2 separate regions of the Homo sapiens genome follow, and region 2 is linked to region 1. Evidence: chromatin loops called from intact Hi-C (ENCODE). Cell type or tissue: endothelial cell of umbilical vein. All regions are shown on one strand. Links, peaks and the distances in the headings refer to the core of each region. The heading gives the core; the rest is flanking DNA.

Region 1 (4,399 bases), core at 316-4,315:
AGGTCCACTCTAGACACTGTTCACCTGGGTATCATCAAAGGAGGCTGTAGAATAGCAAAGGTTGCTGCCTGCTCCTTCCTCTGGAAGCTTCATCCCAGAGGAGCACTGACCTGATGCCAGTCGGAACTCTCCTGCATGAGGTGTCTGGTGACCCCTGTTGAAAGGTCTCACCCAGTCAGCAGGAAAGGGATCAAGAACCCACTTAAGGAAGTAGTCTGGCTATCCGTTAGCAGAGCTGGTTCACTGTGCTGGGGAAGCCCCCTTGTCTGGATTGCTGGGACTCTTCAGATCCAGCACGTAGGAAAGATTAAGTTGGTTGAACCTGAGACCACAGCCGCCCCTCCCCACAGGTGCTCTGTCCTAGGGAAATGAGAGCTCTGTCTGTAAACTCCTGGCTGGTGTTGGTGGAATTCCTGCAAGGATGACTTGCCCAGTGGGGAGGGATGGATCCCAGTCCCACCTAAAGGAGCACTCTGGCCATGATCTGTTCCAGCGGCTGTGATGCACTGTGAAGACTGCTGCCCAGTCCAATCTGCCCAGCCTCCCTAGCACTCGTAGGGGAAAACCGCTGACTAGAGCTGCAGTAATGGCAGTCGCCCCTCCCCTGGGGAAGTCGGTCATCTTAGGCCTACACCAGGCTGCTATGCTGGCCTGTGGGGGGTACTAATCCAGTGGATCTAAGCTTGCAGGCTTCTGTTAGAGTGGACCTACTGAACAAGGCCATTTTGCTCCCTGGCTGGCTTCAGCCCCCTTTCCATGGGAGTGGATGGACTCCTGCCTCACTAGAGTTCCGAGAGCTGCTGGACTATGTAAAAACTCCTGCAGCTCAGTGCCTGCCCAAACAGCCTCCGACCAGAAAAGCAGCCGTGGGTCTGCCCAGTTTTGTGCTTGAGACCCAAGGCCCTGATGGTATATGCTCACGAGGGGATCTCCTGAGCCCTGGACTGCAAAAATCCTGGAAAAAATAGTACCCCGGGTGGGTAGCACAGTCCCTCACTGCCTCCCTTGCCTGAGGGAAGGAGGTCCCTTTGTCCGGTGTAGCTCCTGGGTGAACTGCCGTCCCACCCTGCTTTTCCTTGCTTTCTGTGTGTTGCACCAACTGCCTAGATAGTCCCAGTGATAGGATTTGGGTCCCTCAGTTTGAAATGCAAACATCACTCGCCCTGTGTGTTTTTCTCTGTGGGAGCTGCAGACTGGAGCTGTTTCTACTCAGCCATCATGGCTTTTTCTTTCTCCTTTTACTTACTGTTCTTCTGTGCATATTTCTTTTGTATAATCACACATTAATTCTACTACAGCCTGAGACTCCTTCTACAATCAGCTTTCATTCAGGGGATATTAAAAAGCAAAGGTGAAATTTCACCCTCAGTAAAAATGAAATGTTATGGCCATCTTAGGTAGTAAAAGGAAAGCATGCCAGGGATTAGACCGCAGGGTTCTTGCAGCACTATCTCCAATAAAAGGGAGATAGAGAGGGGAAAACATCGTGATGATACAGTAAGACAGTTTAAGCAGGAAATATGAACTATTTGGTTAATTCTTATGAGGAAATGAAAGAAGACTTGTGAGATTAAACTCCTTCAGTCATTGTGGTTCTTTGTGATCAGAGAAAGAAAAACTGAGAGATCAGGAAGAGAAGAGACAGATGGATAGAAGAAGTAGAGGGGCCACAGGAAACAAGGAAAAGAAACAGGCTGAGGTGTCAACCCACAGGACAATGTTTTGTCTTTTTCTTTTTTTTTTTTTCCTCCCACAGGAAGAAACTAAGTTCCAGTACTTGGATGCCAACTTGCTGACGACAAGGCACTTCCTTACAATGAGCCTGGAATTCTAAGCAGCAGTTTCACAATCTGTAATTGCACGTTTCTGCCCTTTACAATAAAGAAATACACAATTTCCTTTCATTTTTTAGTCTGAGGCTCTTTTCAATGCTGTAGGAAAGAACACAGGCTGTTACCTACGGCAGGTGATTCCTTTTCTGACTAGGAACTTGAGAGTAGGATCTCAGTAAACACTTGATTTATTGATGTGTAATAAACACAAGAAAGGAGGTGAACCGGTAGCACGCATGTTGAATTCTTTTTCTTATTGGTTGTGTGTAGTTTGAATCACAGGATCTGGTGCTAAAGACACTGAAGGAGATCCTATGTTTTCCAGATGTCTTCGACCCAGAAAGAAGTTAGTTCCTTTCTTTCAGCTTCTGTTAATCAAAGGAAGGGTAAAGAAAGGTAGAGGAAGTTATTTGTGTGAGACAAGCCTGGAAGTTGCAAAATGCACTCTGAAATCTTTCTCTTGATTCCAAGTTAATTGCCCGGATCATAAACATTCCTCCCAGAATCAGACCTGAGAGCCTCTGAATTGTTAACCTCTTTGCCATCTCTTATTGTGAATTATATCCTTGGTTTGTTTAAAGTGATTCCATTTTTACCCCTTTCTCTGGTCGAGGTACTGACTACTTTAATGCAATATTTCATAGGTAACTATCACATTTGTGTGGTTGTTGCTGTTGTTGTTTTTAAGTGGTCTCCCTCTCTCCAGGACTTAACTCTCCGATCCATTCTGCACACAACTTTTGGGTCTCCTGTCTTATATAACGAAGCTGAAAAAGCCTAAGAGATAGTCATGAGTTACTTAGGCAGCTAGTATTCCAGCAGGTCATAACGCTTCTTTGGCTTCATTCTCCTCATAGGAAAAGGGAGAAATTGAACCAGATCAGTGGATTCTAAACCTTATAAAATATCACAGTAATCTGTAGTCATATAAAAATGTCTGATGACTACCCCCTTCCTCACCCTGAATAGCTCAATCTTAAATATCCTGCAGGCATTTATTGCCATTTGAAGATCTGCAGATAATTCTTATGAAACTGGCCTGGCATAGGTTTGTCTGCATATTAGTGTCATTAGGAAGGTTGATCAGTTAGTTAACTCTCTCTGCTTACCTGCTAGTGATCTATTAATGTAATTAACTTTGCTCATGGACATACAGTGGCACCTTATTGCCTTTCTTAAAAAAAATCTGAACTTTCAGACAAGTTTCTCTACCTTCTGAAACATGTGTATTCATTTTTTCCATTAATTCCTGTAAAGCATGATTTCAGCTTCATAAAAAATTACTGTATTTACTTCAGTCATATTTTCTTGTTGTTGAGTTTCTTTATTCCTTTGATTCTCCCTATAGATCAATTGTATCCGGGTTTTATATCTCACCTCATAACATTTAACTTAAGCTCAGAATCAAGGGATCATTAGATAATAGATAGGAGAAATTGAAAGCCACTAGTCAAAAACAAGTCATGGTCTGATAATTATAGACAAACAAGTGTAGACAGCTATTGTTACCTTAAACTCCTGAGGAATTGTATCCTATAATGTGTTTAAGCATTACATCACCTTACGTGGAACCAAAACTGTGGTCCTGATGAGTTTTTTTCCTCTAATTGATTCCTTCCATTTTTATTAACACTGCAGCTTTCATTCAGTGATTATTATAATAATAAAAAATAATCTATAATAACGGTTTCTTTGAAAAATACTTACCGTATGATAGCTATTTCATGCACTCTCTCTGATTTAATATTTAAAACCAATCAATACAGTTGTGCTATTATTGCCATATTATAATTGAAGGGGAAACTTAGAGAATGCCTTCAAAATATGCTTTAGGTCAAAAGTCTGTTGAGAGGAGTGATTTCAGGTTGGCATGCTTCTCAAACTCTGCCATTAATCTACCTTTCTGCAAACATCTTCAAATACTTGCCCTGAGTCTGATCACTCCCACTTCAGTCTTGGCTTCACATTTCTATTCCTTCTAAAGCCCAGCTCTCCCAGTTTTGTGGTTACATGAGACGCTCTCAAGCCTTTGTGCTTCTTCCCACACTGCTCTCTGCCAGGAGACCAACCCCCAGTTGTCCAAGGGATAAATTCCTACTAGTCCTTCCAGATTCAGTGCCAAGCCCTCTCTTCTCTGGAGAGCTATCTTCCACCTGAGACATTGTTTACTTATGGTTTTCTTAAGCATCTCATTATTTACATTCTTATGTTTCATTTTACTTATTTGCATATCTATCCACTTGATTGCAAGCTTTAAAGTGTACGAACATGTTTCCAAAATGGTACCCCCAACACTAGGAGAATAAGTTAAGAATTAATGATCATTAAATATTCCTGAAAGGGGCCAGGCGCAATGGCTCATGCCTGTAATCACAGCAGTTTGGGAGGGCATGGTGGGCAGATCACCTGAGGTCAGTCATTCGAGACTAGCCTGGCCAACATGGTAAAACCCTGTCTCTACTAAAAATACAAAAAAATTAGCCAGGCATGGTGGCGCATGCCTGTAATCCCAGCTACTCGAGAGGCTGAGCCAGGAGAATTCCTTGAACCTGGGAGGTGGAGGTTGC
Region 2 (4,399 bases), core at 85-4,084, 54 kb before region 1:
AGACGAAGAATAGTAAGTGTAGAAAGGATGCCGTGAGCCTATTTTGGTAAGTTTCTAGTTTTGGAACTGCTGCCCAAATGTATTTACCACTAAGAAGTATATAGTGTAATAGTCCGTATATTTAAAAAATAATTCAGTTTTATTATGTGCTCTGTGCAGAGAAATTAAAAGTACAAAAATGACAATATGGACTTATATATATATGTGTATATATATGTATATATGTGTATATATATGTATATATGTGTATATATATGTGTATATATATGTGTATATATATGTGTATATATATATGTGTGTGTATATATATATGTATATATATAGTGGAAATGTAGGTGGCATTTCTCTTCTATTTAAAATTTTTCCATAGTTTTCAAATTTTCCATGGTGAAATTATATTGATTTGAGGTAATAAAAAATACTTAAGGCCAGACATGATGGCTTACACCTATAATCCCAACACTCTGGGAGGCCGAGGCGGGCGAATCACCTGAGGTCAGGAGTTCGAGACCAGCTTGGCCAACATGGTGAAACCTTGTCTCTACTAAAAATACAAAAATTAACCGAGCATAGTGAGGGGCACCTATAAGCCCAGCTACTTGGGAGGCTGAGGCAAGAGAATCGCTTGAACCTGAGAGGTGGAGGTTGCAGTGAGCTAAGACTGTGCCATTGCACTCTAGCCTGAGTGACAAGAGCAAAACTCTATCTAAAAAAAAAAAAAAAAAAAAACACTTAACCATGGCATCTTTTCTTTCACTAGAATTCTTTCTAAAGCCCAGTATGGTGGCTCACACCTGTAGTCCTACCTGAGTCAGGAGGATCACTTGAGCTCAAGAGTTTGAGGCTGCAGTGAGCTATGATTGTGCCACTGCACTGCAGCCTTGGTGATAGAGTGAGACCATGTCAAAACCAAAAAAATTATTGCTAGTAATAATTTACCATAATCACCATAATTAGGAATCAATATGTACAGACACACATACTGTATTGAAATTTAAAAAGCATTTTATATCTGTTTATACATTTTTATATAAAAGTCTTCTACCCTGAATCTATCTTTTTATTATTTAGTATGTCACTTTCTAAAATTTTAAATTTAACAAACCACACATAAAAGGTTAAAGCACAGTCTGCCAAGAAATTCAGACAGGGATAAAACATTGAGAGTCCAGTCACTAAATCTAAATAGAGAAACAAGGATGGGGTGTATGTCATCCAAAGGATTTAATTTTGTGACCTCTGAAAGTATTGTTGAGAAACAGAAGGAACAAACTCCTTTTGCCAGACACGCTAAGTTGCCATCCAAACAGCCTTGCGTTGTACAATCTCAATTGCTTTTTAAAGGAACATCCTGTTCAAATAATGACTATGTACTTCACATTCATCCTTATACAAGAAAAGGTTTATTATGACTCATTTATTTTCTTGGAAAAACCCATCAACATCTCAATTTATGTTACACTGAGATAAATAAAGAATCACATTTGTAATACAAAAAAGCCACAGCAGCAGCACAGAATTCGCAATCAAGCAGGCTAACAAATTTTTTCTCAAGAAAATATTAACAAGTTTTCAAACCGTTTCTGCTCCCACATCCACAGCATGAATCCTTATGTTCTCAGTTGGTTAAAATTGTGTGTAGGTATCTGCAAGATAGTTATGATCATTGAAAAAACATGGGCGACATTCATGTCATTTTCTAATCAATCTTAAATTTTAACACATCTTACCCACCAAAGCAAAGAGAAAATTCCAAGGTCCAATTTCTCAGACTTCTCCCTTTCCTTAATTCTATGTGTTATTCACACAATGACTAAAATGATTTTTCAGGTTGGCCACTTACGTGGCTCTACATCTCTAGCTCCATATCTCCTGAGCTAAATTCAGCACATATATTTACCGTGATGTACTGGTTGATCATCTTTTATCAAACCTGGTTTTTGTATGGACGAAAACTAAAGCCAAGTATTATTTTCCTACTTCTGAAATTTCCCAACTCAGGCTTCTTCCATGTGTCAAGTTAATTAATTGCTCACAATGACAGAGACTTGGAATCTATGTATTTCTACTCCCACCCCTGGCCTGCCCTTCTCTCATTGGATCTGGAGAGTGATCTCCTTCACCCACCTTACACCCTTATCAGAGAAAATGGTTCTGAAAATCTTCAGCTAAGAAAGTATCTTGTATGCAAGTATGCAGAGCTGGTTTGTCCTTTCCAAAGGACAATCTTATCCTACATAAGACTGAGACTGGGGAAAGACAGGAAGCATGCTGAATGTAATTAGGAAGTAGGTAAGAATTTGTTTAATTTCCTATTCCACAGGAGGCCTGGAGTAAAAGAGTATTCTTACATAAACACACTGATCAAAAAGAAAGGAACAGTATGTTTTTCTTTAATTCTTCCTTTACTTGTCCCAAAGTTGGTGGACAGAGCCATGAAGGATCTAAAAGAACTGATATTTGAGGACGTCTTGATAAAGATAATGCCTGTTTTCAAAGTAATTATTCATCACAAGTTGGTGAGAGTTGGAGAGAGGCGGAGAAGAAGAGAATGACAGAAATATGGAAGAAGAAATGAACTTACTGGCGGAAGCTTGTCTGACCAGCTTTGCCTCTTGACCAGGACGCTCTGCATTCCTTGGCTGGTGAAAGACAGGATGATGAATCAGGTATCCCACTGGACTTTTGGAAGAGGATCTTAAAGTCTGGATGGATCTAGGTCTTTATTAATGCATTGCAATTCTTTTGTTATTCTTTGATTTCTTGATTGGGCCAAATTTGACTGACGTCAGTTCTTCACATGGGAAGAGCAGCATGGACTGTAAGCATCATAAGGAAGATCTTGAGGGATTTACTTTTCTCCTGAATGAGATCAAGATGAGTTCTCAGGAACTGAGGGCCTTATGAGGTGGAAAGAGAGTGCTGCATCTTTAAAGACTAATCAGATGACAAAGGAGACCAAAAAGAGGGTAGCACACATTTATATCAACACAGCTACACAGTTCTGACAGCACTAGAGCACAAGGAACAGGAGTCCTCCAGAAAAAAAAAGAAGTGAAAACAGGGGAAATTCAATTACTAATGGGTCATTCTTGTGGGAACTCCGAACCATTATAAGAAAGAAATGGATGACACCTCTCATCATATGCATGACTTATGGCAATTTATGCTTTCAGCAATAATTTTCTTTATTGAGTCAATGGGCAATGACATAACCTATGGCCTGTTAGGAGTCACAGAGCTAAATCAGGAGTAGACAGAAAAATGGTGGAGATAAAAATGATACCCCAATAGACTGGGTTTGGCCTCTAATTGACACTATCATTTGGAAAGGACACCTCGTCAGCCAAATTTTTATCAACTAAGGTATGTCAGAAACTTGTTTCTTGACAGCAACCTACAATTCTCTACAATTATGTTTCACTAACTCTTTTAAAGGTGGAATGCAATAGTCACTAACTATATCTTGAAGTCCAATATATTGTTTCCATATTCTGTTGGTCAAGTAACAGACCATTCAGTAGCCCATTTTAACCCAGTATTTTTTTTACTATTACACCCTAGTTCCTGTGTCTAAGACCATAGGATACACTATCCTGTGTTTTCCTTGTTACTGTGACACACCTCTTAGGTTCCTTTCCCCTGCTTGACACTGAAGAGCTTCTTTCTTTCTTTCTTTTTCTTTCTTTCTCTCTCTTTTCTTTCTCTTTCTTTCTTTCTTCCTTCCTTCCTTCCTTTCTTTCTTTCTTTCTCTTTCTTTCTTTTTTTCCTTCTTTCCTTCCTTCCTTCCTTCCTTCTTTCTTTCTTCTTTCTTTCTTTCTTTCTTTCTTTCTTTCTTTCTTTCTTTCTTTCTTTCTTTCGTTCTTTCTTTCTTTCTTTCTTTCTTTCTTCCTTTCCTTCTTTCTTTCTTTCTTTCCTTCTCTTTTTTTTTGAGACGGAGTCTTGCTTCGTCTCCCAGGCTGGAGTGCAGTGGCATGATCTTGGCTCACTACAAGCTCCACCTCCCAGGTTCAAGCAATTCTCCTGTCTCAGCCTCCCGAGTAGCTGAGACTACAGGCACCTGCCACCATGCCTGGCTAATTTTTTGTGTTTTTAGTAGAGACGGGTTTTCACATTGTTGGTCAGGCTGGTCTCGAACTCCTGACCTCAGGTGATCCACATACCACGGCATTTGCTATATTTCCCTTTTACAAACCTTAGAAATACCTTGAAAGCCTCATCTTGGGAATCTCAATAGTGCAGATACAAAATAAACATTACAAGTATTTTGTTGGTCACTTTAAAGATGGAGCTGAGCAAAGAAAGGCTGACCTGCCTTTTCCTTTCAATCCTCCAACTATATATCTTACTTCTTTTTTTTCTTTTTAAACGCCAACATATTGCCTTTGGTGGGTTGAAG

Evidence for each region. Peaks named below come from ENCODE experiments on the same cell type or tissue, not always from the same donor. Only the 100,000 strongest peaks of a DNase experiment are listed, where the experiment ranks them.
Region 2: a loop joins it to region 1, with 1.9 times the contacts of the local background. A loop is called at or near these places in 1 of 110 quality-filtered maps.

The regions. Positions count from the first base shown.
Region 1 is chr11:105,107,940-105,112,338 of GRCh38, reverse strand. No RefSeq gene overlaps it. Among named protein-coding and RNA genes, the nearest start is that of CARD18, 30 kb to the left of the region's middle. In endothelial cell of umbilical vein, for the core only: no CTCF peak of the experiment used is centred there; DNase peaks (open chromatin) are centred at 1,778 and 2,038; H3K27ac peaks cover 1,430 bases.
Region 2 is chr11:105,161,389-105,165,787 of GRCh38, reverse strand. All of the region lies in intron 4 of LOC105369468 (a long non-coding RNA gene), which reads left to right. It overlaps LOC105369469 (a long non-coding RNA gene), which reads right to left and starts at 2,647. Exons shown (of 5, transcript XR_007062872.1): 1 at 2,585-2,647. In endothelial cell of umbilical vein, for the core only: no CTCF peak of the experiment used is centred there; a DNase peak (open chromatin) is centred at 2,257.